7 separate regions of the Mus musculus genome follow, and regions 1, 2, 3, 4, 6 and 7 are each linked to region 5. A link is a loop called in an ENCODE intact Hi-C map of the cell type or tissue named here. Cell type or tissue: left cerebral cortex. All regions are shown on one strand. Region 1 overlaps Nlk (nemo like kinase). Region 2 overlaps Tmem97 (transmembrane protein 97). Region 3 holds the start of Ccnq (cyclin Q). Region 4 overlaps Nlk (nemo like kinase). Region 5 holds the start of Lyrm9 (LYR motif containing 9). Region 6 has its middle 9.7 kb from the start of Tmem97. Region 7 overlaps Nlk (nemo like kinase).

Region 1 (4,000 bases), 190 kb before region 5:
GTCTGCAACCCTATAGGTAGAACAACAATATGAACTAACCAGTACCCCCAGAGCTTGTGTCTCTAGCTGCACATGTAGCAGAAGATGGCCTAGTCGGCCATCATTGGGAAGAGTGGCCCCTAGGTCTTGCAAACTTTATATGCCCCAGTACAGGGGAACACCAGGGCCAAGAGGTGGGAGTGGGTGGGTAGGGGAGTTGGGGGGGAGGAGGGTATGGGGGACTTTCGGGATAGCATTTGAAATGTAAATGAAGAAAATATCTAATAATAAAAAAAAAAAGAAAGGCTTTGTCTCCTTGTGAAGAGTAGGGGGAAGAACCTTGCACGCCCAAATTAATGTTTGCTTAAATAACAAGATGTCCATCATTAACATGCATGTGTCCTTACTGAGGAATGAGGATGCTAAGCTTGTGTCAACTAGTACAGCAGACCTTACACACAAAGAAGGAAGGAGTGGGCCTCTGAGAAATCCTGGTGAATTTTATCCGTGGAACAGTGTCTGCAACCCCAGTGCTCCAGAGGCTGAGCACAATGGCTCCTCTCCTGCATTTTGTTTTCTACTCTAGGGAGTTGTACATAATCACCATTATAGCCTCCAGACTTACTATGAGAAGAAAATTCTTAATTCTTGTCACCATTGGCTTACTATGAACACACAAGGCTATCATTTCTGTTTATCTCTTATGATAACTGATGGAGGGGCGCTTACCCCAGTGCCCAGGAGGTAGGGACAGGTAGATCTCTATGAGTTCGAGACCAACCAGGTCTACATACTGAGAGTTCATCTCAAAAACAAAAGCAAATAAAAAATGATTTAAAGACTTTAGTCAAATGTCATTCAAATGAACATATTTGATTAGAGCACTCTGACATACAAACTAAGTTGTTTCAGTAAGTTACTTAGTTTACCCTCAAACAGATCTGAGTAAAAACAAGCCATGTGTATACTTTTTATGTTAGGGTTATCCGAACTGTAATCTATCTATGAAAGGAAAATGTTACAGTGGAAGAACCAGCCATTTCTAGTTCTAAGATCAATTAATTAATCTATTAAAAATCAGTTAATGTCTCTGGAAAATATAGAATTAGAAAGTACAAGATGTCAAAAACTAAATGTTCTCCACTAGCATAGGGGCATTGTAAAACAGCTCTCAGCCTGTGGGTTGGGGACATGATTCTTACATAAAACTTAGATGGGGGAAAAAGGTTGAGTGTAAATGCAGAGAATTAACCCTTTTTTTTTTTTTTTTTTTTTGGTTTTTCGAGACAGGGTTTCTCTGTATAGCCCTGGCTGTCCTGGGACTCACTTTGTAGACCAGGCTGGCCTCAAACTCAGAAATCCTCCTGCCTCTGCCTCCCGAGTGCTGGCATTAAAGGCGTGCGCCACCACGCCCGGTGCTCAGATTCCCATTAAAGATCTTGTATCTTTCTCAACCCAAATATAAACAGTAGACATTTCACCTCCTCCAATATTTCTTTATTATAACCTCTAAGGTCCAGGAATCTGAGGCAATATTTAAGTATCGAAAAATATGTAAGAAAAGCTCCTTAAAAAACAAAAACAAAACTCTACCCAGTGAGTTAGGTACAGGGACAGTTCTGCAACGCTCACTCCTTTCAGTGCTCCCTAAAGGTAAAGAGCTTTACACATTCCAAACACCCTCTTCAAAGTCAGCCCTATCTCACTGACACCCACTGGCTATGTAAACCACATTTGCCTGAAATGTTACCACTCAATGGATTTTTCCAAACTAAGTATATCTGTGACCTATACAAGAACACCTGTACTGACAGTTTCTGGAATGTCATTATTTAATAAAGCACAGGACATTTGGAACCCAAGAAGTCTCCATTCTGGAAGGGAAGGGAATGCATGGAGGAGGGAGAGAGGGTATAGGGAGAGCAAATATGGACATAACAAACATATGTGTATATGAAAATGTCATAATGAAGCCCATTAATCTCATTAATCTGTGCAATTAATAGAACTCAATAATTGTGATTTTTAAAGTAAAATAAAACCTTACCTAATCCTCAAAAAAAAAATCTCCATTCTGGCTTTATGATTTTAACCTAGGTGCAACAGTTAGAACACAGACCCAAGATAAAAGGACAGAAATACACTTAAGGAGAAAGACGGCTTTTCTATTTCTGCCAGCTATTTTAGAAAATCCTAGAATACTTAAAGTGAGTGTCTCAATGCCATCTGGTCGTACTGCTGATGTAATTCTAAACAGCAATTTTAAAGACTTATGCAGATTTTTCTTTGTAAAAGCAGATGCATTAAAAGCTATGTCAGAGCCACTGTGGTAGCATGTACCCAGCATCCAGGAAGCAGAGCTAGGCAGACTTCTAAGTTCCGGGCCAGCCTGGTCTACATGATGAAATCCTGCCTCCTACTCCAACCACCAAATAAAAGGAACTTATATCAGAGCAGTCCTGGGCATGACATGAGGAGTGAGAAACAAAATATCCATTCCAACTATATATATTTTTAGAGATTTTTCAAATTATAAGATACTATATATCTTGATCAAGAAGTTAATTCTACTTGTGCCATGTTTTATTTTTAAAATTAAGAAAAAATATTTTAGCTAGGTATGGTGAGACACTCCTTTAATCTCAGCACTATGGAGGCAAAGTCAGGCATATTTGTGTGTGTTCAAAACTAGCCTGGTCTATATAAGTTCCAGGACAGCCATAACTACATAATAAGACCTGTCTTGGGGCTGGGGGTAGGGGAAGAGCAAAACCAAAACCAAATGATAAAAACCCATTATTTTATGTGTATGGGTGTTTTGCCTGCCTGTACATCTGGGTACCATGTGCATGCCTGGTACCCATAGAGGCCATAAGAGGGGATTGGATCTCTGGAACTGGAATTATGAACAGTCGTGAGCCTCTGTGTGGGTGCTAGGAAAAGAACCCTGATCCTTTGGAAGAGCAGACAGTGTTTTTAAACACTAAGCCAACTCTCTAGCCCTGCAATTTGATTTATAACAAAGGCCCCGACAATAGCAGTATATATTCGCACTACACTATAAAGTGTTGGGATCCTTGTCTTTATAAGCAGAAGCTAGATAGAGACATACCATCTTTTCCTATGAGATCTAAATTCCTTCTAAAATGATGTTATGTGACTTATGGTCTGAGAATGAGAAGTTAAAAAAAAAAGTGGGGGCTGGGGAGGGGCAGGATACAATTCCAACTCACAAAGCTGTTAATCTTGTGTTACAAATGGAATGAACTCGACAATACTGCCATGAAGGATTTTCAGCAAACTGTTCCCCAGGGTCCAGACCACTATGCAAATTGACTTCTTCCAAGCTAGAGAAGCACTGCACTTTCAGGAGGAAATGGGAGCTACAGCAGATCTAAAGCAGGGAGGTGCAGCGGCAGCACGTGTAACATTAGCTAATGCTGTGTATAATCCCAGTCTTGTTTCATGAAGAGTCTTTTCCTGGCACTTCTAATTTCCACTTCAGGTGCCTGCTGCTTCTCAGTGTTTTTTCCCACTTTACTCTGCCAGTACATATATCACATTCTCCATCACCCCCAAAAGACCAGAACTACAAAACAGGACCAGTGGGGAGGCCCCCATTCTACTTTGGGCAAAGAAAAGTTGTAAGGATGTGGATGGACTGTTTCTTGGTACAGGGAGACAATGACACAAGAAAATTAACACAATCTGCAAAGAAAGGAAGCAAGAATGTAGGTAATATCCAAGCTTTTGCATTCCAATGTATCTGAGGCTAATTATATCCACTTTGAAGTCTGATGATGTGAATGAAGAGCTTATATTGATGATCTTTCATAACAAGGACCAGCTTTTATACTCACCCTCACTAGAACTAAAATGAACTTTCTAGTCTTCATTCCCCTGCCCTCAGATTATAAACAATGAAATGAGTTCTTGCTTCTAGATTCCTAAGACAAAAATAATCAGACTCACAAACATTTGGTTTTTCTCAGAAAAAAATCACATAAAATTCTGAAAAAAA
Region 2 (4,000 bases), 280 kb before region 5:
TAATCAGGTTAAGGCGACTCCAGGGGCGTCTGGGACCTGCTCTGCCTCATCACCCGTTTGTCTGCCTCTGAGTGGAACCTCAGACTATACACATGGAAACCAGGTGTTGCGCTGCTCAACAGGTAAGCTTACAGGACCCAAACAGCTCAGCCAGTCTGATCTAAAACAGGGGAAGGGACCCTGTCCCAGCACCCGTAGTGATTCACGTGCAGAATCCCAGTGAGAAATAAACTTTTCCACTCTATAAGCTTAGTTTCCAAGGGCAGGCATGGCTACTTCATAAATAAATAAATAGGCATACTTTTTTTTTGAGTTTTGCCTACATGTATTTAGTGTCCTGAGGCCAGAAGAGGGTGTTGGATCCTGGACCTGGAGTTCTAGAATGGTTATGAGCTGCCATGTGGGTGCTGGACACCAAACTGAGGTCCTTCAGAAGAGCAGAGCTGGGAGGAAGCTAGGCTTACAACCAACACGTAAGAGCGGCCAGTGTTCTTAATTGCTGAGCCCCAGCCCCAGAAATAATTTTTAAATGAGAAGTTAAGCTCTTCAGGGATTAGCTCGATACTTCCTGCTCATAAGGCAATATACTAACCTAAGGGGAAAGTAAGGCCAAGGATAAATAAATAAATCCTGAGCCAAACTAGGATTTTGTGCACTGTACCAACCTTTGAAGAAGGCATATGCCGCAATGGGAAAGAAAGGCAGCTGGAACACAAGCTCACAGAGCAGGAAGGACTTGAACCACACTGGGGGCTCCTGCATCAGAGGGTCTTTGAACTCCTTTGAGTACCACCGCAACAGGTTGCTGAACTGCAAAGAGACAGGGTCACAGTGAGCATGGCCTTGCGGCTTGCATGGCTCAGTGGCTCCAGTGCACCAATATCCTCTGCTAAGAGTCCCTTGTGCAGCCCTGGTGGCAGCAGTCACATGCTCCAACTGGCTCTTGCATCTGCAGCACTGACTCTCCCTTTAATACAGTCCTCATGTTGAGTTACCTCCAACCATAAAAGTACTTGTGTTGTTACTTCATAGTAGTAATTTGGCTACTGTTATGAATCGTAATGTAAATATCTGTTTTCCCATGGTCTTAGGTGACCCCCATGAAATAGTCATTAGACATCTAAAAGGGTTACCACCACAGGTTGAGAACCATTGGCCTAGATGGTCACTAATAAAAACTTACTAGCCATAATTCAAATGTTACCCTCTCTGCACAGTAAGTTTTCCTTTCCCATCCCATCTTAGTAGAACTGCACATCTGTTCCTCACTCTGTGATAGCACAAACCGAGGCATGTTACTGTACATGCTACTGTAGAGCTGCAGTGCCAGCTGCTTACGAGATTTTCAGGATGCTATTCCTCTACCAGGTTTTGGTAAGAAAATTAAAAACCCATCCTGACATTTTCCCTTTCACAAATGCATATCCAAGTCCCAAAGCTAGATACTTCGAATGCAGAAACCAGTTGACTTTTCTAGGGGGGAGGGTAGAAGGAAGTAAATCTAACCTCTGTGGAGACATGGACATTTTAATCCCAATATTACAAATAAGTTTATTTTCATTTATCTTTTAAAAGACCAGCTGAAGCCAGGCGTGGTGGCGCACGCCTTTAATCCCAGCACTGGAGGCAGAGGCAGGCAGATTTCTGAGTTCGAGGCCTGGTCTACAGAGTGAGTTCCAGGACAGCCAGGGCTATACAGAGAAACCCTGTCTAGAAAAACCAAAAAAAAAAAACCAAAAAAAAAAAAAAAAAAGGACCAGCTGATATTTGTGGAAGTAGTAGTAGTAGTACACAGCATCTAGGTTCGCAGGGCTGGAGTTATTGTCTGGTTCCAGCTCCAGCCTCACCCTTGCCATTAACCAATCACAGCTGCAGGTGCACGCTGACGCGCTTACAGGGGAGACTGCAGCTGCAACCCTGTGCTTTACAGGAGCCAGACAGAGGCTAGAGCCTGGCCAACTTAGCATCCTGAATCCCAGGCCATCCTCAGCTACATACTTGGTCTACGGCTAACCTGGGCTATATGAAGTCTTGTCTCAAAAACAAATTAACATTACAAAAATAGCCTGGAGGTGGCACTCTTACACCTTCAAAGCCAACTAAGTATTGGGATATGGTGGATAAAGGCAGCTTCCTTGTGTTTATTTTACAATGGAAAATCTAGGGATATGTTTTATGTTAATTTTTAATCAAAAGGTAAAGGCTGTTAGGGGTGGTGGCACATAGTAACCCCAGCACTTGGGAGATGGAGCTGGAGGGGCGGAGTTCAGGCCTCTTTGGAGGCTAAGTCTGAGATACAGGAGACCTATCTCAAAATCAACAAAACCAAGTAACACCAAAAAAGGCTGGCCATTGTGAAACAAAAGCTCGTTACCACGAGGGCTTTGAAGCATCCAGATGCTGCTGGGGTCACAGGCATCAGAACACACAGCTTTGATTCTTGGCAATGCCGCCTGCCTCCTGAACACTCTTCAGGGCAGTAAGGTTGGGACAGTAAAGGTTAAGTCAGCCCTCCCGAGACTCCACTTCCTCATCTGTAAATTCAGCAGGTTAGACGGTTTTTTTCCCTTTGCATTGTGGTTTTTGAGAACAGGTCTCTAGCTGAGATGGGCCTTGAACTCCTGACCCTCCACTTCGTGGGTTCAGGGAATAGAGCTGTGCATCACAGCTTCACTTTACAATGACATCACTGTAAACAATGTCTGAGGTCTGCCTCTTCCACAGGTCCGCACAGACACGTGCTGAAGGGCTGCAAAGTAAGATCAGCAAAGCTGACTGCCCAGTCCCAATCAGTTGGAGCCCATAGGGGTCTACCACACATATCTGCTGCCAGAACAGCCTAGACAGTGAGTGGAAGACAAAGACAAGGTCCCCAGCAGGGTGGCAGGACTGCTGGAGCTGGAGGCCAAGGGCCTGGCTCTGACAAGACCCTTAACAGCATCACACATAATGCCGATGACCATCCTATGGTGTTCCGATGCAATGACTTAATACAGTGGCCTGTAGACCAGCAGATAGCACAGATGAAGGAAGCTTATTTGTCCAGACCTGGAGATGCTCCAGCTTAACACTACCCAATGGAAGCAGGCAACTGCTCATTATCACTTAAGCCCAAACCCCAAGGTTTAAAAGAAAACACTTTCCATTTACACCACACCCCTACCTGGAACACATCTCTCTGAACTCATGGGCTACTGCATCCTGCGGACCTACAGACTCACACCCCTTTCTTATTTTAACAGAATGGATTCACTCAGCTGCAAAAGATACTACAAAATCTTTCCAGTTTAAACTCAAACTCAAGTCTTTTAACTGTTTCATAATGGTTTTTAGTTCTTGTGATTTGATTGAAACAGCAGCAAAAATTTAGCTTGCAAAATTCAGCCCAACTGCTGAGGCCTTCTACATTGTTAGGAAAAAACTCTAGATCATAAGTTTTAGCTATCTATTGTTTTGGGGGGAGGGTGTAAATTTCAGCTTTGCTATTTTATAGAGATGGTCTTGCAGTTCTAAGTTCAAGTATCATTCACGACAATCTGAGGCTGACTCAAGTCACAGACTATTATTTTCTTCGTGGAGAAACAATAAAATCATTACTCCCTCATCCAAAAGCAGCAAGAGGGGAACAGGGGATGGCCTTCCAAGGCAGGATGCTGCAGGTTCATGCTTTCAGTAGTCAACAGCAGAGATGCAGTTTTGGGCCAGTACATTAAAAAGGCAGGGCCAGCAAGCTGGTTCTGTGCTTGGTAAAGTGCTTGGTACACAAACTCAATAACTGGAGTTCAATGCCCAGAACAACCTCAAAGGTAGAAGACCTGGCCCACAGGTTGTCGTGATCTCCGACAATGCAGCATGCACTCCCTAACAGTAATAAAGTGTCAAAGGCAAAAAGGGGACAGAGTAAAGGGCTAGCCAGGAAACCTAGCACCAGGTGCATGAGACACATGAATAATGCTACATCCCTAACCTGGAAGCTGTTGTAGAATATTCGATCACACTG
Region 3 (4,000 bases), 75 kb before region 5:
AAATGACTCCTGGGTCCGTGGAGTCCCAACACCTCCTTTCCTTGCTCACATTTGTTTGTTAAATTTGAGATAGGGTCTCACTCCGTAGCCAAGGCTGGTCTGGAACTCAGGATCCTCCTGCCCTCAGCGTGCTCAGCCTTTCCCCCTTGACCTTCAAGAGGCTGGTCACTCTTCCGGATGCTAACAGCCAGGACAAAGGAGGCAGCTCTAACACAACTGTCTTATGATTTAGGGAAGTCCACTATGTGGGAACTTCTGGGGATAATGAAGTATGATGATTGTCCTTTTAAATGGATACCCACAACGATAAGCAAGATCTCACCATAAAGGTCCATTATCATGAGATGATGGGTAAGAATCCAGAGAGCTGAAAGACAGAAATTCTTACAGCCGTTATCATACGTTTAACATTCCCCAACTCATACTTTGCCTATCTTTGTATACTTCTTTTTTGTAGAAATTATAGTGCATCTATAACCTTGTTATCTTCTATGCTGCCTAATATGAACCTTTACCCACATTGTCATAAACCCCTTACAAATATGTTTTAGTGGTTGAATAATAAATACTCCATTGTATGGATGTACCATGCTTCACTAACCATTTCCCCAATATTGATCAGTTTCCAGTATCTCTCCTACTGTAACTTAGAAATACCATAAGGCAGACTCTGGTGCGTTAAACCTTTCCTATATTTTATTTGCATAATTTTTATTATACAAAATAAGATTCTATGTTACACATTCATACTTCCCCTAAGGGTGCAGTTCTATTCTTTAACTTTCCTGTTGGCGACCTGCAATGGTCCATGCCTCAAATGCAGCATCTTCTCAAAGGGCAAAAGCTGATGCAGCCAATTCTAGAAAGCTCTATATGTCCTGCCCACATGGAAGCTCTTAGCATTATTTGAACAAGGGCTGCTGGGGACAAAATGACAGCATGTCATTGCAGTCACCAATGACATCCTCTGCCAGCACAACCAGTCCTCCGAGTGGAGACACGCCATCACAGCAACTTGGTGGAACGATACCCCAGGCCTCCGATCATCCTGGTCTTAGGTCCGGCCTCGGCCAGGGCCTTAGGGGATCTCTGTATCCATAGTATAAATCTGAATGAGATCAGACACAATATTGTCAATGATTGGCTTGGTAAGGTCATCACTAAATACCTGCCACCAAGGCTTCTCGGCCTCACCCTCTGCAGGCACCTCGACTCCATAGACCTGCAGGGCCAGGTAGAGCACAGCCACGGCTAGGTGCTGAGCCTGGAAGCGGAGGCATAGCCCCCCGTGGTAGCTATCTCGTAGCAGAGCCCAAGCTGTAACTGAGATGGGGGTTCGTTGCCAGCTGTAACGATTCAGCCAGTTCTTGAGGGAAATCAAGTAGTGCAGCAGGTACTTGTGTGGATGCTGGAAAGAGACTTGGAAGCGCAGAACTCGTAGCATAAGAAGCTCACATTGTACAATGCTGTCTCGTAGCTCCCAGAAGCGGGAATCCAGCTCCAATGGCTCACTGCCCGGGTTAAAGTACCTGTGCGACACGTTGATGATGTCACGAGTACGCAAGTGTTGCTCCTCCACTTTGCCGGCCAAGTAAATGGAAGACATGGCGACCAGGTAGAGGTCATATGCGTCCAGGTTGATCTCGCAGAAGAACTTATGGTAAATGGTGCAAGCGGTGGCGATGGGGATGGACTGCATGCCTAGCTTGACGCCTGCCTCCATGATAAACCGGGTTACTCGGAAGTGCACCCTCGCCTCGGGAGCCGGCCTCTCCTCGGCTCGCGGCGCCGCCGGCCCGCTTTCGCAGCTGTCTGGCCGAACAGCCTCCATGAGGCCCAGCAGGCCGCCCCGGAAGGAGAAACGCTCCGGCGCGCCGAGGCCGGCTCCGGGGGTCCTCGCGGAGGGGGCGTGCCGTCAAGCGGCCACGCCCCCACCCGTCCTGCCGCCACGCCCACCCTGCTCGGCTTTTCCTCCTATATTAAAAGATAGGCACTCAGGAGCAGCTTGGTGGAGACGAGGAGTGCTATTTTTAAGACATCTGAGAAGATACTACTTTTGATTTAAGGGGCTTTTTCACTGTTCCTGAGAATCCAGGCTATGGAAAGGATGAGAGTCAACTCTCACCCTGGCATTTGCCTCTGTGACCCTGGGGGCTTTGGTTGATCCTCTACATCTCATTCCTTAGGTGCAAGTTGGGGTGGTTGGCTGTCCCCTCCTCATGGAGCTCTTGTGAAAAATGAACGAGTGATGTAGGCAGATCAAATATGCTCCATAAGTTTGGCTTTGATGATTATTTTTCTGAGTCAGGTTTTCTACATTTAACCCAGACTGGCCTTGTACTCTTGATCCTCTTATCCCAGGTGTGCAACACCACACTCAGCGATATTTTGTTTTAATTGAAAAAGAAAGGAAGGAAGGAAAGAAAGAAAGAAAGAAAGAAAGAAAGAAAGAAAGAAAGAAAGAAAGGAAGGAAGGAAGGAAGGAAGGAAGATAGATACATCAGGACATCAGGACAGGGGTTTTCTATTGTAGCCTTGGCTGTCCTGGAACTTGATCTGCAGACCAGGCTGGTCTCCAAATCAGGAGATCTACCTGTCTCTTAGGATTAAAGACATGCACTGCTGCCCACCCCCCCACCCCCCCCCCCATCCTGCTACCATCACCCAGCTCATGACCTTTAGCTATTACTAATTTGTTTTGAGGAATCTTTCATTTTCATTTATGTCTTTATATATCTGTATGAATTAAGACTTTTGTAAAGTGGGAAAAAACACCCTAAGCCATAGGGATTCCAAAGAGAGGTATATGCATTAGACGATGTACCAGACATGGATTTCTCAATCTTAGCGTTCTTTAGCCCCCAAGAAAAGCAGTACCCCACAACTTCTACATTTCTCATTTGGCCACTTGTAGCACACGGTTATCTTCCTCTTTAAATGTTACCGATTAAGACTACATTCTCAAATTTTATTTATTTTTTGTTTGTTTTGTTTTTGGAGACTGTTTCTCACTATATAGCCCAGGCAGACCTGAAACCTGTTATATAGATCAGGCTGGCCTCACAGAGATCTGCCTGACAAGTGCTGGGATTAAAGGTGTGAGCTTTCACATGCTGTGGAAGACACTATGTTGGTAGTTCTGGGGACAGATAGAATCCAGCACATTACTCGTGAACTAAATGCCCTGCCCACTTCAGTATGATTTTTTTTTTTTTTTTTTTTTTACTATGTCAGAGGATCTTATTGAAAACACATCAACAGTGGTGGTATAACTTGAGAGGGAAAACGAAACTGTTTCCAGAGCTCTGTAGAACCCTGACTTCTGTAGGAGCACACTCTGGTAAATTGAGACTGTCCATCCTGGGTGCAGTGGCCTGCGTTAGCCCTCAAGGCAGAAGGGCAGAGCAGCCAGTGTCTGCTGCAGCTCCCCCTCCCCCAAAAGCAGCTGTAAATCCATTTCCTGTCTTGTAATTATGTCTCTTGTAGTAATTAGCCCCTTCATATCAATGAAGCTGAATTTCCATGGGTAATGAAATGAAGCCCCAGTGTGTGAGACAAATGAAATGTGGCAGGCAGGTGATGGCCTTGCAGATTTCCTTGGGGACAAAGGAAATGACCCTTCATGTCCAAAGGCCACTGTGGGGGTGAGGGTGGAGGAAGCAAACAGATCTCTGTGAGTTCAAGGCCAGTCTAGTCTACATAAACAGTTTCTGGAAGGCCAGGGCTACATACCAAGTGTTTAAGAAAAAGGTCTGAGTGCACAAGGATATTTCAAGACCTTGAAGCCCTAAAGCCAATACAGAGCCATGTCTGGCGGAGTGTATTTGGGCTTTCCCTGTACTGCTGGGTTGAGTGAGGCTGGGTGTATAAATGTAGCCTCATGGCCTTGAGAAAGAACTCAGTCTTAGAAATAAAGAATATCACCCTCCATCTCTCTCTCTCTCACTTTCTTTTTGACACCGAGTCTTTCTATGTAGCCCAGCATTGGCTAGCTTGGAAT
Region 4 (4,000 bases), 230 kb before region 5:
ATTTAATGAGGGTCTCCACACAAGAGTAAAAACAGGGTACTCTTACCCTCTCTTGGTCCTTCTAAATGGGACAGCCTCTCTAACAGCTGGTGTACCTACTGGGTCAATGACTTTGTGATGGTCTTTAAAGTTATCATTGGATAAAGATGACCTATAGAACCAGTGCTTAGGCTTCTAGGAGAATATTAGCAGATTAACCATTTCCTAGATTAAAAACTTGTCATTAAAAATAAGATCATTAAAAACACACTGTGCATGGTGTGCCAACCTCAGAGTGATTTGAACAGCCCTGCTATAAAATAAATTGCTGCTGATTGCAGCAATTAGTTAAGTAGCTCCATGAAATATGAATTTCAAAATGTACTGATTTGCTTCAGAAAAACGAAGGATGCAAATGAATAATGACAATTGGGGTTGGGAGCAGGCACCACAGTTCTCAGGCTTCCGGTGCTCAAGACAAACAAACAGTGTCTCTGTGTTGCTTTAAGAAGTTGATTTCTTTTTTGAAAATTACCATTTCAAGTTTCTTTACTGCTTTCTCAAATATTGGTTACCAGAGGATGTTACTTTAACAACATTCAAAACTAGGCTAGAGAGTTTATGTTAATAAGCAGAGGTCCCATTTCCAGTCAGGACAAAGCCAAGACTACCTTACATTTCTAGTTTTTTTTTTTTTTTAAAGATTCATTTCTATTAGTTATTTTATTATTGCATATTTGTGAATGCAGAGTGGTGGGGGTGGTTGGACCACATGAGTGCAGGTACCTGCAGAGCTTGGAGAGCCTCCTGAACAAGGTGCTGGGAATTTAACTCAAGTCCTCTGGAAGAGCAGGATATGTTCTAAACTACTGAGCCATTGCTTCAGCCCATGGTCTGAGATTTCCTGACTCCTAATCCATGCTTTCTCCACTGGAACTTGCTTTATAAACCTTCGACCTCGTGCTGTGAATCAAGCATCACCATGGTATGCAAATGCCATAGTTTTCTTTCTACTGCTATGAAATAACACCATGACCATGAGCAACGTGGGGAACATCCTACAGCTCCAACCTGCAGGGAGATCAGGGCAGGAACCTGGATGTGGGAAGTGATGCAGAGGCTATGAAGAAATGCTGGCTTGCTCAGCCTGTTTTCTTACATACCCAAGATCACCAGCTGAGGGCACCCAAAAATGCCCCCACCCCCATGCAGAAAATCAAGTTGATATATCAAATGATGCTACCCTTCTGCTAGTAATTGAAAAAGAACAAAGGTTAAAATGTATCTCAGGAGGTCTGGAAAGATGGCTCTGGGGTTAAGAGCACTGGTTGCTCTTTCAGGTGGTTCCCAGCTTCAGTTCTGAGCACCCACATGGCAGCTCACAACTGTCTGTACCAGTTTCCGGGGATCTACACCCTCACAAAGACACTTGCAGGCAAAACATCAATGCCCATAAAATTAAATTAAATTGATTAATTAAAAAGTATCTCAGGTACAAGTCTATTTTACTATTTCTTTGCCTATTTCTACCTCCTGAGCATCCACTGCCTGTAGTCTTGTTCATTTTGTTCTGTTAGTCAAATTTTACAACTATAAAAATTCACAAATCCATCCATATAAACTCTCCATCCATATAAATCACAGATCACTTCACAGTCTCTATTACTTTTGAGAGAAAATAAAAATGACTGTGTTTTCTTCCCCCAACATAAGTACATGGTATGTATAAAAAGGACAAGGTGGGGCCAGAGAGATGATTTATCGGTTAAGAGCACTGACTGCTCTTCCAGAGGTCCCGAGTTTAAATCCCAGCAACCACATGGTGGCTCACAACCATCTCTAATGAGATCTGATACCCTCTTCTGGTATGTCTGAAGACAGTTACAGTGCACAGACAGCCACAGTGTACTCACATATAATAAATAAATATTTTAAAAAAGACAATGGATTCCAGGGTAATTTTTGGGCTGCAGTAAAATAGGGGGGGGGTGTTATTGGCCCTTAGCAGGAAAACAGAAAAAAAAAATTAGATTATTTGAACTCTAAGCCAAGCCTTTGATGAGAAGTCAAAGTTCCTGTAAGTTTGGAAGTCATTAGATGATAAAATAAATAAAGGCGGGCTGGGGATTTCCTCTAGAAACACAGTGCTTGCTTAGACAGTGTTAAGGCCCTGGGGTTCTGTCCCCAGCAGTGGCAGGAGTCAGAGAAGGATGGTTACCACAGCTAACTTCTTGGGCTTGAGGTGTTTGTCAGTGATGTCATGAGCTACTCAGGGGGCTGAGGCAGCAGGACCCCAATTTTGAGGCCTTCCTGTGCTGCAGAGTAAGCTCAAGCCCAGACTGTATAACTCAGTGAGACTGTCTCAAAATAAAGAGAGCTGGGGGAACAGCTCTGTAGAAGAGCACATACAAGGCCATGGCTCAATCTCCAGGATTCAACAAACAGAAAGGAGGAAAGAGAAAAAGGAGTAAGCAAATATCAGTCTTTACTTTCTATCAAATGAAATGTCACATATAGGGTATTAGTGCTACATGCTCCTATTTCTCTGCAAGAGACATTTACATATCATTTTTAGAAAACCCCTCCATCTCCAGCTGCAGGGCATCTGCCACTCAAGTCTTCTGACCTCAAAGCAACAGTACCCATGTGCATATGCTCCTCCAGACACAAAAGGATGCACACGATTACGTACAAATGATCTTTAAAAATCAGGTAAGCTCAGTGGTTAAGAGCACTGATTGCTCTTCCTAAGGTCCTGAGTTCAAATCCCAGAAACCACATGGTAGCTCACAACCATCCATAATGAGATCTGACGCCCTCTTCTGGGGTGTCTGAAGACAGCTACAGTGTACTTACATATAATAAATAAATAAATCTTTTTAAAAATTCATGTAAACAGATCACCTGTAATGGAGCTATAAACTCAACCCCAATGACAGGACATTCTTTAGAATAATGCATACTAGCCTGGCGGTGGTGGCGCACGCCTTTAATCCCAGCACTTGGGAGGCAGAGGCAGGCGGATTTCTGAGTTCAAGGCCAGCCTGGTCTACAAAGTGAGTTCCAGAACAGCCACGGCTACACAGAGAAACCCTGTCTCAAAAAAACAACAACAAAAAACCAGAATAATGCACACTAAGTGTCAGCAGCGGAGCTGTGGGTGACAGTGACGAAACACCACTTCCTGCCAGAATGCCACAAAGGCTGCTTAGGACAGCAACACAGCAGCAGAGACAAAACAGGGTCAGAGAAGCTTCTGGGGACAAGGAAATGAAGTGGGCCAGAGTGGGAGAGGAAGGAGGAGGGGTGTCAGAAGTAAAAACAGGTCTGGATAATTTACTCTGATAGAAAAGATTATGAGAAGATTAGAAAATTAATCTAGAGCCTCAACAGTAAGTAAGCCTCCCTTGACCTCTTCCTTCAATTAAAACAAATGTGAACTATGATCAATATTTACTTAACCCATCCCTAGAATGTTACATCTACTTTAGGAAGTAATTTAAGAACTCACGATAATCAGCTTCATGCCAGAAATCCTGACTGCCCCAACTGTCAAAGACAATCCTGCAGAAAACAGGCAACACAATCACCACAGAAACAAACGCTGACATCAAATTCTGACCTTCTATTAACAGTAAGATGATTGGGTACTTTTCTGTTTTTAGGAAGTCATGATTACTCAAGCAGTTTCAGAGGCGCAGGACTGATGCCAAGAGCATCTTTGTTTAACCATCATCATTAGCATTGATAAATACTGACTGGGTACCAAGTGGGTGTAGAGAGCATGCTAGCTCAATGACAGAGAAAGAGGATGGAGGCATGCACAGCAAACATTCAAGGGACTGAGGAGAGACTGGCACTGTATACATACAAGAATGACACGGCAAGGACAACAAGGGAATTGGCCAAAAGGGAGAACAGTTGCTACAGTCTTCACAGTTTGCTTTGCACCTCAGTTTACTTTGTTTTATCTATTCCCACTAGCTCAGAGAAGTTAGCCCTATCTTCAAAATCATTCCAT
Region 5 (4,000 bases):
TCACTATTTCCTTATTCTTTTTTTGTTTTTTATTTTCTTCCTTCCTTTCTTCTTTCTTTTGTTTTGTTTTGTTTTATTTGTGTTTTTTTTTTTTTTTTTTTTTTTGCTTTTACAAGACAAAACAGCCCTGTTTCTCTGTGTAACAGCCCTGGGTGTCCTGGAACTCGATTTGTAGAGCAGCCTGGCCTCGAACTCACAGAGCTCCACCTGCCTCTGCCTCTGGAGTGTTTGGATTAAAGGTGTGCACCTCCTTGCCTGGCTTGGATTATTCTTAAATCCAAGTTCTCACTGTGACTCGGTAAAAGAAAGGGAGCTGCTATCCACATCTCTCCCTCAAGCTAAAAAATAAAAAAATTTCTTTTCTGTTCTTTCTCTTTTGTGCTGCCTAGCTGTCGACAAAGAGTTTTCGAGAAAGATAAATGTTGTGTCTCTGTAAAGACAGAAGTAACACAAGAGGCAGGAAGGTGGAGCCTTTCGGAGGTAGAGCTAACAGCTTGCTTCTTGAATATTTTATGACCTAGGTATTAGAATGAGGCTTCTGAAGCAGGAACACGGAGATCTAGGAACAAAAGAGGGGGACTGAGAGAACAGATTGAAATTTCTTAAAAATATGAAAGGATCTTAATGTTGTACGAGAGAGTGGATTGGTGTCCCAGCAGGTTGCTCCTAGTAAGGGCTCTAAAAGCGTAATGATTTATTGATTGGATCTGCACTAATGACATGCCGTGATTATGCATGGGTAAATAAAAAGGCTGATTTATGAGGGTGCATTCGGATCTTTCAGATACAGTTGGTCCAAGTCTACAGTTTGAAAATAAATGAAGGAAATTATCTGGGTATTCCAGGGGAAGAATCCTCCCACACAGATTTGAAGACGGGGTAGAGTGTTAGCTGAAGAGGAGGAAGGGGGTGCTTTGTGTGTGGGGGGGGTGCGGGAGGGAGACGGTGGCATTCTAGAGAGTTGAAGATGAATCAGAGAAAGGAAGTAGTTCTGTTAAGAAATAGCCCCTGCTTCCTAAGAGGAAGAAAAATAGACTTCCGAGTGCTGCTAAACAGCGATGTTTACTTTTAAAAAATGAAGAAAAAAGGCATTATAAGCAATTGTCTTGTTAAAGCAGCTACATGAGGAGCGTGTGTAAGGAAATCGGGCTTTTCATTATAGGTAGATTTTTTTTAAAGCCCCGAAGAGGAAAGATGAAGAGAAGCAATGTTATCCACCGGCGCCCTTGCTGCCTTTCAGACAGCGGCCCAGAGAAGCTAGAAGCCTCATTGAACAGGGCGTTTGTCTCATGAAAAAGACCTGTCTTTATTTCTTTCAGGATATAAAACTTGTGTTTAAATCAATTCAGAGAAGCATTCTGACTTTAAACATGCGCGAGTGGGGAGAACCCGTTTAATGAAACAGCATTATTTCATTTTCAAAAAATGATCCCGGCAGTAGCTGCAAGTTAAGATTCTTCATTCTCTCCCTCGATTATAATTATAGCAGAGTTGAAAGGAAGCGTGCCTATTACTGTCATATGTATTCTTCTGACAGGTGTTGTGGGACTGTAATTTGATCAAGTGACTCGAAATGAAGACTCCCTTCCAAACATAATTCCTGTCATCAACATAACAACAGGAAGGACACGTCCTTCAAGAAGACGTTTCACAGATCTTGAGCACCCCTAATATTCTCCATTCGTGGGAATATGAAGAAGAGCTTGCCATCAGAGTTTGTATCCAAGGTTGTAAGGGAGACAAGGAAAAGCGGGCCGTGGTTCCAGCCAACTGGGCGGGGTCGGATCAGGAAGCCCGCACCCAGTAGGACCCCGAGTCCCGCGGATGGCCGGCAGAGGGCGCTAGGGTACCAGGCGGGGGCGGGGCTGCGCTTGCTTCTGCCGCGCAGGCGCAATCGTGTCGCTCGCGGTGTCTCCAGTTGGCGTCCGCCGGGAAGGCGGGTGAGCCGCGCTGCGCGGGCCCTTGGGCGGGGACTCGGGGGGCGGCAGGGGCGGGCTGGGGATTACCGAGGCTGCCTGCAGGGCCGGGATATGTGGAAGCCCTGGGGGCGATCTGCGGGCTCTCCAGGCTTTCCCCTAGTGCCAGCGACACCTGTCGCAGCCATAGTTGCCGCGCCGCGGAGGAGCGTGGGAGGCCGGGATGCGGTGTCGGAGGACACGGGGAGCCAGGTCTCTGCCATGTGCTGCTGGCATCTGCACTCGGCTGGAGCAGCCTCCGTTCTATGGTTTTCAAAGAGGAGACGTGCTACTCTCACTCGGTCTGCAGGAACACCCTGTTACCAGGAGTATCTGGAATAATTTTGGTCTTTGCAATATGTAACCCTATCTGGCCTTGAACTCGTAATCCCCCTGCCCCAACTTCCCAGTAGTACTGTGATTCCCGGCCAGTGCTAAAGTGCACACGTTTAATAACATTTAGAATGTGCGCAGATGTGCATCTATGGCCACTGTTGATTTTAGAACATTTACCTTGAAAGAAAACCATCTACATTTGCTGGCAAAACCCCTCTCCAGTCTCGTCCTTTCTCTTTGCGCTAGGCAACCACTTAGCTGATTTCCATAGATTTTGTTAGTTCTGAACATTTCACAGAAATGGAATCAATCATATGCAGCCCCGGTTATTGGTTTCCTGCGTCTTTTATGCCTCATTCAAAGCACGCACGTGGTAGCATATGTAAGTGCTTCATTCGCTTTATTACAGAATAATTTTCCAATGTTTGCCTGGATCAGATTTTATCTCCCCATGTGCCCAGTGATGGCCCTTGGGACTCATTTGAAGTCCTTACTCTTACATACCTGTCTTCTGGGTATAAGGTGGGGGTGGGGGTGGGGGTGGGCCAAAGAAAGGGAAGGATAAAGTGTATATCCTTGGGTGGCACGTGGGATTTGGCCAGGAAGAAAGAGACTGATTAGCTTAGCTGCTAACTAGGAGCTAGGAACAGCTCCGTGGTAAAAAGGTTGCCAGGCATCGTCAAGCCCCAGGATTCATTTCCAGCATCCCCACCTCCCACAGGGATGGACCAAAAACTGGTTCTGAAGGGTGTGCCGGTGGGAATGTAGGGAGGCTGGCCTGACCTTGGCTGTGTGGGAGAGGGACGAGGGGAGGCAGGATTGCTGGAAGAACATAAATATGCCAGATGGAGCCCTAGGGTGGGCGGGGGCAGGGAGCTAACCATTCCTATTTTCAACTTTCTCCATCATGAAGATTAATTGCGTATTTAAAAAAAATGGCTGGTGCAGGCTTAATTTAGCTTTTATCAGTACTCAATTGGGCATAATTTCGGGTTATTTTCTGCAGTTCCATTATCTTTTTAAATGTATGACTCTTTTTCCAATTATTTTTAGGTGACCCGTGTTAGGACACAGGTTAGTGATAACGACAGTGAGCTTACCTGTGATTGGGTCTTTTCTTCTTAGCACCTGTGCCAGCATTGTCACCTGGCACCCAGGAAGTTCCCTTTATGCCCCCCGCCCCCACCAATAGGTCATGTTCTTTAAGCTTTATAAACTGGTTTTGTTTCAGTTTTTTTTTTAAAGATTTATTTATTATGTGTAAGTACACTGTAGTTGTCTTCAGACACACCAGAAGAGGGCATCCAGTCTTGGGACAGATGGTTGTGAGCCACCATGTGGTTGCTGGGATTTGAACTCAGGACCTCTGGAAGATCAGTCAGCGCTCTTAACTGCTGAGCCATCTCTCCAGCCCCTTGTTTAAGTTTTGAGACAGGCAGGATCTTGGATAGCCCAGGCTGACCTCGAGCTTATTATGTAGCCTAGACTGGACCTTGAACCCAGGCTTCCTGCTTCTACCTCCTGAGTGCTATTACGGGGATATGCCACTAGACCCATTCAGTTCTGTATGTGAGTGTAATGAGTGTGTGTGTGGTCACAAGTGGAGGTCAGAGGACAGCTTTTGGGAATTGGTTCTCTCCTGCCACCTTGTGGGATCCAAGAGTTTGAACTCAGATTGTAAGGCTGGAGTCTAAGGCATCCTATCTCTC
Region 6 (4,000 bases), 270 kb before region 5:
TTTGTGCTTTGTGGAGTGTATTTGTGTGTGTGCATTCACACCTACCAGGAGTCACTATTATAGAAACCTGGCTTTCATTCTCCCAGAAGCCACCAGCTGACAATGACTCCTCAGTGAGGGATGGGGCCTCAAGTCACTTCCCACTCCATGCTTGGTATTGACTGACTTCATCATGTACAGGAACTACAGCTGCTGTGAGTTCAAGAGTGCAGAAGTCTTGTCATAACCAGAAGATAGATTCTCTCTGGTCCACCCCAACCTCTGGCTTTTACAATATTTCAGCCACCAGTCCTCAAGATAACTGAGCTTAAAGGTGATATGGGTGGGGAGGGAAGAATAATGGAGAGGGAAGTTTCATTGGGGAGGGAAATGGGAGGGTAGTGCAGAGGAGGTGATTGGGAGAGAGATAACTAGCACTAAGGATGTTTGAAAAAGACACATGGAAGCCTACTATTTTATAAACTTTTTGTTTGTTTGTTTGTTTCGAGACAGGGTTTCTCTGTATAGCCCTGGCTGTCTGGGAACTCACTCTGTAGACCAGGCTGGCCTCGAACTCAGAAATCCACCTGCCTCTGCCTCCCAAGTGCTGGGACTAAAGGCGTGCGCCACAACTGCCCGGTATAAACTTATTTTTTTAAGGATTTATTTATTTATTATATGTAAGTACACTGTAGCTGTCTTCAGACACCCCAGAAGAGGGCATCAGATCTCATTATGGATGATTGTGAGCCACCATGTGGTTGCTGGGATTTGAACTCAGGACCTTCGGAAGAGCAGTCAGTGTTCTTAACTGCTGAGCCATCTCTCCAGCCCATAAGCTTCTTAATTAGATAAGCATATATATTAGACATGGCATGGTGCCATATGCTTTTAATCCCACCACTTGGGAGGCAAAGGCGGGCAGACCTCTGTGAGAGCAACCTGGTCTACTTAGTGAATTTCAGGCTAGCCAGAGCTACAAAGTAAGACTCTGTCTCAAAACAAACAAACAAACAACAAAGCAAAACAACAATATCACATCATCATGAAAGAGTTTAATTGGAGTTTACACAGGGGATAAGAAGCCATAGGTTACCAAATAAAAAGTCCATTGCCAGGTTTGGGATGCTTTCCCTTGAGGTATACCTTCAGGGGTGTCCTGAGACCACCCCCAAACAATATAGGCTATTCCCACTGTTCTTGGTAGCCTATCAGAACTTGATGGTAAGACTATTGCTGAAGACACCACACACTTTGGCCATAGATATGGAGAAATCAAGCTGTTACTGACCAGGATGCTAGTCCTCACTGGCTAGCTGTTATATTACCAGGTGATAGGAAGGCTGCAAAGGGAGTGAAGGTGGGTCGTCATTAACATTCTCACCCAGCCCTGAGCCCTGTGAGCTACAATAATGACCAGTGTGGCAAGATACGTCAACGATACAAGAGTGTCATGCATGCCCGGGGTCACCAGCCACTTTCTGATTAGATTTAAGGCCTGCTCTACAGGAAAAAGCACATGCTGGTTACTGTAAATTTATCCAAGAAATATGGTTGGTGAGCTCAGGGGCCCTAATGGTGAATCTAGTTCTATTGTTCTGCTAAATAGACACAGCATCACACTGCCTTCTGATTGTATCTCAGTGCGGCTCTCAGACCTCATCAGAGAGCATGTCAGTGGACATGGAGATTCTCAGGACTCTGCATGAACCACCACACCCAGCTTTTATATATTCATTTTGTGTGTGTGTGGGGGGGGGGGCGTCGTCAATGCTTTCTTCCACTCTGTGGATCCCAGGGCTCCAACTCAGATTGTCAGGCTGGGTGGTGGGCATTGTCACCCACCTAGCCACACCACTGTCCCCATTAACTTCTGTAAACATGCAGACTATAAGCAGGCTTTGCTGGACAGCCTCTATCTAAGCTACTCTTCTGCCCTGTGTGAATGCAGGCACAGAGCAGCTAGTGAGTAAATATGGTCAAGTTCTCATTAAGCTTGATCAAAACAGTGGTCAACTTCACCTATGGTAGCCATGTGCTCTTCAGGGACAAACCCAAGTGGCCACGAGGTTAAGAAAAAAGAGAGCACAGAGGTGTCACATCCTAGTTCTAAGGCTTCACCTGGAATTGGCAACACAGCACATAATAGCATCTAGTCCCATTCCCTCGGTTTATTTAGATACTTGCCCACACTTTGCCACTAGGGGGCATGGAAGTCCAGACTAGCTACATGGTAGCAGCCCACAAGCTCCTGGTATGGGAGGTTTCCCATGCAGAAATCGAGGTGACTCTCACTGTGTCTGAATTTGCTAGAGTCTTAGAAAAAGGTGTGCAGAATGAATGACGTTAATAAATTACTCCCCAACTAGTAGCAAATAATGTGGCAAAGACTATCAATAGATGCCACTGTATGTCATTTGCTGAAGAGTAAGATGTGATCTCAAATTCTTTTCTTTATGTGGGTTTGGTACCCACATCTGTAATCCTAATCTTGGGAGGTAGAGGCAGGAAGTTCACCAGTTCAAAGACAGATTCCATTGCACAGCCAAGTTTAAGTCCAGCCTGGACATGTGAGCCACTGCTTCAGAAAAGCCAAAACAAACTCTCCACAGGTTAGTTACTACAGGGCTCTGGTAGAGTGGAGATCTCTGGTAATCAATGCAATGCTGATCACATAATCATACCATTTATCCCCCCAAAATAAGACAAGCTGTTTGTGCCTCCCGATGGGATGGGATAGGAGCAGACCACTCATATTACCTTATAAAAGATCATCACAGGCGCACACGTGTACACACACACACACACACACACACACACGAAGAAAGATGTGGGATTTATTACTGAACATGAGGTTTGGACAGGCCAGTGAGGCCTTCAGGAGTGGAGGAACTGCCACTTATCTAGGGGACCACAATGGGGAATTTATTTCATTCCACAGCCATCAGCTACTGTATCTTTAAATTCACCTGCATTAAACACGAGGAAGCTCCACGTCTTTGAGATCTGGGTCTTCTAGTGGTCAAGGAACTTGAACTTGGCTACATGCAGGACTTCGACCACAAGTTCACTCTCCTGTAGTTTGCTGTGGATATACATGATGCGTTGGCCACTGTGCCCTGGGGCCTCCCAAAAGCACCCCACATACCCGTGGAGCCTAGCCTGGGGAAAACACTGAGATCAGACATGAATAGCCACCAGAAAATTGTCTCCCAGGTCTCTTAGGGTAACCCATGTAGGGAACAGGCTGTGCACATCCCCAAGGAGGCTGCTATTTGTGGCCACATAAGGCTGAGAGTTTCTCCAAATGTTTAACAGGTACCTAAATCTGAGGAAACAAACTGATTACATAAATCTTCTCCCATGACAGCTGGCTCTGCCTGCTCTCCTGCCTCCTCCTTTCTCCCCCTTCTTCTTTTTAAAAAAGATTTGTTTATTCATTTATGTATGTATGGGTATTTTGTCTGCATACATGTCTGCACACCAGAAGGTGGCACTGGATTCCATTGGACTAGTTACAGATGGTTGTAGCTGCCATCTGGGTGCTGGGGACTAAATTAAGGACTTCTCCAAAAGAGCAGCCAGTACCCTTAACGGCTGAGCCTTCATCTCTCCAGCCCTACTCTCTACCTTTTCTACCAGCATTAAAAAGAAAACCAATATAAGGAAAACACCCCTGATCCTGAATGGGAGGAAATACCACATAGTAAAATCTGGAGGATAACTGGAGAATCTGAATAGAGAAGGTACTCAGGTGACATATCATTTGTTAAATTTCTTAACATCTTGGGCTAACACAGGCTGGAGAGAGAGCTCACCAGGCTAAGTGTCTGCATGCAACCCCGATGATCTAGTTCAATTCCTGGAAGCCATTCTTCCCACCAGATGGGAAAGACAGGAAAAATAGCTCAGGAATAGGAGCCAGGTGTGATAGTGCACACCTCGAATCGCAGCACTCAGGAGGGCCAAACTGGTCTACATAGTGAAATCCTGCCTCAGACAACTAAAAAAGAAGTAAGGG
Region 7 (4,000 bases), 130 kb before region 5:
TGTATCACTAGAAGGATTTGCTTAATCTTTTTTTTTAGTTTAGTTTGTTTGTTTGGTTTTTGTTTTTTTGAGAAAGGGTTTCTCTGTGTAGCCCCAGCTGTCCTCGAACTCAGAAATCCACCTGCCTCTGCCTCCCAAGTGCTGGATTAAAGGCGTGTGCCACCACTGCCTGGCCTGTTTAATCGTTCTAAAAAATAATTGTTTCACACATAAAAAGAACTTTCTAAATTAAAAAGAAAAACTATGTTTTATTAGGTTAAATGGTAAACAACGTCACCTGGAATTTCAGCACACTACTGGCAATTCATTCTGGTGTGGTTATCAAATCTCTAGTTTTAGCAAACTTAGGTCACAAGGCAGTTAAATTCCAAAGAAGCAATTCAGACATCAAGTCATCAATATGTAAATATAAAAATAGAAAAGCATTTGCATACTAAAAACACACCTGGTACTCCTCTCCCTTTTCAAACTAAATTGTATTTCACCTAAAACAGCTGATAAAAACCATTCCTGCCTGATTGTGAAATGAAATCGTATCAAAAAGAAAAAATTGGAAGACACTGCAAGATGGCAGCCATCCGAAAACCAAGGAAAGAAGCTCAGAAGGACTCAAGCCCACCGACACCTAGATCTTGGATTTCTATTCTCGAGAACTGAGAGAAATATATGCCTATGTTTACGCCAAAACAAAGCAGAACATCAAAAAAGCAGTAAGATGCCATAGCACTGTCCTAGGTACTGGAGGAAAAAAAAAAAAGTTCTTCTAGACCAGTGGTTCTCAACCTGTGGGTGGAGCCTCCCTAGAGGATTGAAAGACCCTTTCACAGTATCACCTAAGACCACCGGTAAACACAGATATTTACATTATGATTCATAATAGTAGCAAAATTACAGTTTCGAAGTAGCATCGATGGTAACTTTATGGTTGGGGGTCACCACAACCTGAGGAACTGTGTTAAAGGGCTGCAGCTTTAGGAAGGTTGAGGACACTGTCCTCTTCTAAACATGGTGCTACATCTCTACATTCCCAGCACTCAGAGGCAAGCTCGAGGCCCAGTGAGCTACATAGTTGAGCTCCAGGCCAAACAGAAACAGTTATATATTGATTGAGACTTTGTCTCGAAAAGTTACAAAACAAGTACTTTGTTATACAGGTCGTACCCTCAAGGAACTTACAGTGTATTCAGTAAATATGAAACAATTGAAGATGGTCAAAGTTACTGGTTCAAGGGGCTGTCTGCAAATTTCTAGAAAGGATTCCCACCAAGCACTGGTGGATTTTTCAGATACAAGCGATTCCTAATGTCCACTGCCAGGAGGTCTGACAGATGAGATGCTAGAGCACTCCCTTTTCATTTTTTCTACTCTTGCCATAAAACTGACGTTAAAACTTCTGCAAGTCACATGGCCTTTTGACAGAAAGGTAGTGAACTCGAGAATGCTAAAAAAAAAAAAAAAAAAAAAAAAAAGCTCCCTTTCTGTATCCCTTAAGTTTTCAGCATTGGACACAACCCCATCTTAAAAAAAAAAAAAAATCCAGATACTCAAAGTTTGTGAAACAATGACAAGAGTTAAAGCAGGAAACCAGTTTTCTCCTGCTCTCCTCCCATCCCCGCCTAGTTGGGAAACCCTCAAGGGTTAGGCAAGGAGTGGAAGTGCCTAGTGAATTCCCTGGGGAAGGTGCTCTGGAAGAGAAGAGGAAGGCAGGAATAGTCAGGTCCCCGAACAGTCACTTAGAAGAACCCATTATGGCTACACTCTTCCCCACCAGCAATCCCACAGTCCCTGGAGAAGAAGGAAGGCAGCAATAACCTCCTTGCAGGCTGGCTGAGAAAAACTGAACTCTACGTTGTTGGGTTTTTTGTTGTTCTGTTTTCGTTTTAAGGAGAATTAAGAATCAGCTCACTTAGGTGCCAAGACTTTAACTTCTGGAATCAGATAGCTAGCTATTACACAAATAATATCTAGCTGAATTTTAGCCTTCAAAACAAAGAAAGGAATTTATTTATAGGCAAATTTTAAAGATTTCTTTTTTGTGATGGGGACTTCCCTGGACATTAAGAATCTATGTTTACATACACTGAAAATCTGAAATCATCTCTCCACCCTGGAATTGTTAATCCTTGGGAGGAAAAACTAAGAAAAAGAAAAGCTCAGCTCATTCTATATAGGATAGAAGTAAATGCACTATAAGCTACCAATCTTCCTATGGAGGGCAAGTTGACAAAGACGTTGCATTTAACAAATCTTTAGACGTTTAAACATATCTGACCATTAACAAAAGTCAAGCAGCTTCATTTGTTAAAAGTACACTTCCCACCATAGCAGCTGGCCAATAGTCAGCAACACATTACATGGAATGTGGGCCACTGCGTAGCTCCAGTCTACTAACCTCATTTGTGCTACTCATGTGTGATGCTATATTTAATGCATTCTTATCAGAAGGCTAAGCTACAGACTTCCCAACTTAAGCTTTATGGTTTAAAATAAAACTACTCAAGTGATGATTTTTAATGGGTTTAACAATGAAACCTACCTTTCTTCCCAGGGCCAAGATCACAAAACAAGGTATGAAAAGATATAGTGGGCAGGAAAGTTGACTGCATTAAATATATTCTGCTGAGGACTAGTATAAAGCAATCAAGCTGGGGGTCAGCTGTTGACACCTGCTGTAATTGAGCAGCCAATCCAAACTACCACACTTGAGATGGCCAAGGTCTTTGTAGGAGGTATTTCACACATTTACCTGCTGATCTTACACTCAGTAGCTCTCTGAGTGAGGTTCTTGGAAGGCAAGTTCATCAGTCTGCAAACTTGTGTCACTCTGGAGAAAATGCTCCACTACCATTTGACATGACTCAAAAAGCACGGGCCTAGAGTGCCAGTGCACTAGGCCTCATCGTCATCCAGGAGGATGGCTCCCTCAAGTTGAGTGGAAAAGCTCGCTCTACTTTGGTCAAGATGGGAGTAAAACCAATGAAGCATGGCTTGCCCCGTAAGAACCATGTGGAGTTGTGGTTTTGATACTCACCAGACAACGCCAAAGGCTCCATATCCAATTGGTCTATCCGGCTCAATGTCCAGCTGCTGTTGCGGATGATGCGAGTGCTGATGATGGTGCGCCTTAACTGTAGCAGCTGCAGCAGCCTGTACCTGAGCTGGGGCTGCTGCGGCTGGCCCAGGAGCCTGACCCGGTGCCGGGGATGGGAAATATGGCTGTTGTTGCCCAGGGTTTAACATGGCTGCGGCTGCAGCTGCTGCGGCGGCTGCCGCAGCTGCCGAAGACGTATGCTGCTGGACTGGGTGTACGGCAGCAGCCGACCCCGGATGAAGGTGGTGTTGAGGGTGGTGGTGGTGGTGAAGGTGAGGAGGAGGAAGGTGTGGAAGGTGGTGATGATGGTGGTGGTGGTGACCTGCTGCAGCTGCAGATGTACCGCCATTGTAAGCCGCCATCATTTTTGCGTTGGCTCTTGTGCCACAAAGAGACATTCAAAAAAATGCCCTTTGATTGGAAAGCAAACTGGGTCAAGCTGTCATTTGGCCATTTAAAAAAATGAAGAAAAACCACTCACTCCACCTCAAAAAACATAGAGCGGAACTGGCTTTATGTCTTCATCGGTCAATCCAGACAAGTTTGACAATCTTGGGTGTTCGATTTGGGGGTGAGAGTGTGTGGAAGGGTATGGGTTGTCAAAATAAAAGTTAAGAACATAAAATAAGAAGAAAAAAAAAAGGAAAAGAAAAAGGGAAAAGGGCCCCTTCCCCCCAGGATTCCTGCCACAAGTGGATACTAAAACTCCATTCTTAATGGGGGGGAGGTTCCAACTTTGAATGTGGGAATAAAGGCCAAACCTCCCGACCCCCTGAACTCCGCACACGAAAAGGATCTGGTAACACGCCACCCTTGGAATCTTGTAAGAGGGTTGACTCATCTACCCCTTCCATTCCCACATCCTTTTCTAAACACCTCCCACCTCCTCAAAAACACAATTAAAAAAAA

Evidence for each region. Hi-C counts contacts between places; a loop is a spot of excess contacts. Peaks named below come from ENCODE experiments on the same cell type or tissue, not always from the same donor. Only the 100,000 strongest peaks of a DNase experiment are listed, where the experiment ranks them.
Region 1: it touches region 5 in a loop (3-fold over the local background); 3 of 42 quality-filtered maps call a loop at or near these places.
Region 2: it touches region 5 in a loop (5-fold over the local background); 7 of 42 quality-filtered maps call a loop at or near these places.
Region 3: a loop joins it to region 5, with 4 times the contacts of the local background. A loop is called at or near these places in 8 of 42 quality-filtered maps.
Region 4: a loop joins it to region 5, with 3 times the contacts of the local background. A loop is called at or near these places in 19 of 42 quality-filtered maps.
Region 6: a loop joins it to region 5, with 3 times the contacts of the local background. A loop is called at or near these places in 25 of 42 quality-filtered maps.
Region 7: it touches region 5 in a loop (4-fold over the local background); 13 of 42 quality-filtered maps call a loop at or near these places.

What each region holds. Positions count from the first base shown.
Region 1 is chr11:78,639,044-78,643,043 of GRCm38, forward strand. The region is part of intron 1 of Nlk (nemo like kinase); the gene reads right to left. Among named protein-coding and RNA genes, the nearest start is that of Nlk, 56 kb to the right of the region's middle. In left cerebral cortex, no CTCF peak of the experiment used is centred here; DNase peaks (open chromatin) are centred at 1,731, 2,240 and 3,417; H3K27ac peaks cover 1,753 bases.
Region 2 is chr11:78,542,821-78,546,820 of GRCm38, forward strand. Tmem97 (transmembrane protein 97) reads right to left here. Exons shown (of 3, transcript NM_133706.2): 2 at 666-810. Among named protein-coding and RNA genes, the nearest start is that of Tmem97, 5.9 kb to the right of the region's middle. In left cerebral cortex, a CTCF peak has its summit at 2,088 (motif pointing right); no DNase peak of the experiment used is centred here; H3K27ac peaks cover 227 bases.
Region 3 is chr11:78,749,832-78,753,831 of GRCm38, forward strand. It overlaps Ccnq (cyclin Q), which reads right to left and starts at 1,898. Exons shown (of 1, transcript NM_197989.1): 1 at 675-1,898. The coding sequence starts at 1,831. The coding sequence ends at 1,079. In left cerebral cortex, no CTCF peak of the experiment used is centred here; DNase peaks (open chromatin) are centred at 1,584 and 1,847; H3K4me3 peaks cover 1,266 bases; H3K27ac peaks cover 1,143 bases.
Region 4 is chr11:78,597,068-78,601,067 of GRCm38, forward strand. All of the region lies in intron 3 of Nlk (nemo like kinase), which reads right to left. Among named protein-coding and RNA genes, the nearest start is that of Tmem97, 48 kb to the left of the region's middle. In left cerebral cortex, a CTCF peak has its summit at 1,815 (motif pointing left); no DNase peak of the experiment used is centred here; H3K27ac peaks cover 642 bases.
Region 5 is chr11:78,824,697-78,828,696 of GRCm38, forward strand. Lyrm9 (LYR motif containing 9) reads left to right here and starts at 1,899. Exons shown (of 4, transcript NM_001076681.2): 1 at 1,899-1,940. In left cerebral cortex, CTCF peaks have their summits at 443, 1,819 (motif pointing right) and 3,922 (motif pointing left); DNase peaks (open chromatin) are centred at 537, 855, 1,323, 1,897 and 4 more places; H3K4me3 peaks cover 1,373 bases; H3K27ac peaks cover 3,520 bases.
Region 6 is chr11:78,558,463-78,562,462 of GRCm38, forward strand. It overlaps the pseudogene D11Bhm181e and the pseudogene Gm22947. Among named protein-coding and RNA genes, the nearest start is that of Tmem97, 9.7 kb to the left of the region's middle. In left cerebral cortex, CTCF peaks have their summits at 2,193 (motif pointing right) and 3,469 (motif pointing right); DNase peaks (open chromatin) are centred at 108, 2,185 and 3,322; H3K27ac peaks cover 552 bases.
Region 7 is chr11:78,692,778-78,696,777 of GRCm38, forward strand. It overlaps Nlk (nemo like kinase), which reads right to left. Exons shown (of 11, transcript NM_008702.3): 1 at 3,032-4,000. The coding sequence starts at 3,489. Among named protein-coding and RNA genes, the nearest start is that of Nlk, 2.6 kb to the right of the region's middle. In left cerebral cortex, no CTCF peak of the experiment used is centred here; DNase peaks (open chromatin) are centred at 1,732, 2,387, 2,626, 2,860 and 1 more place; H3K4me3 peaks cover 3,886 bases; H3K27ac peaks cover 944 bases.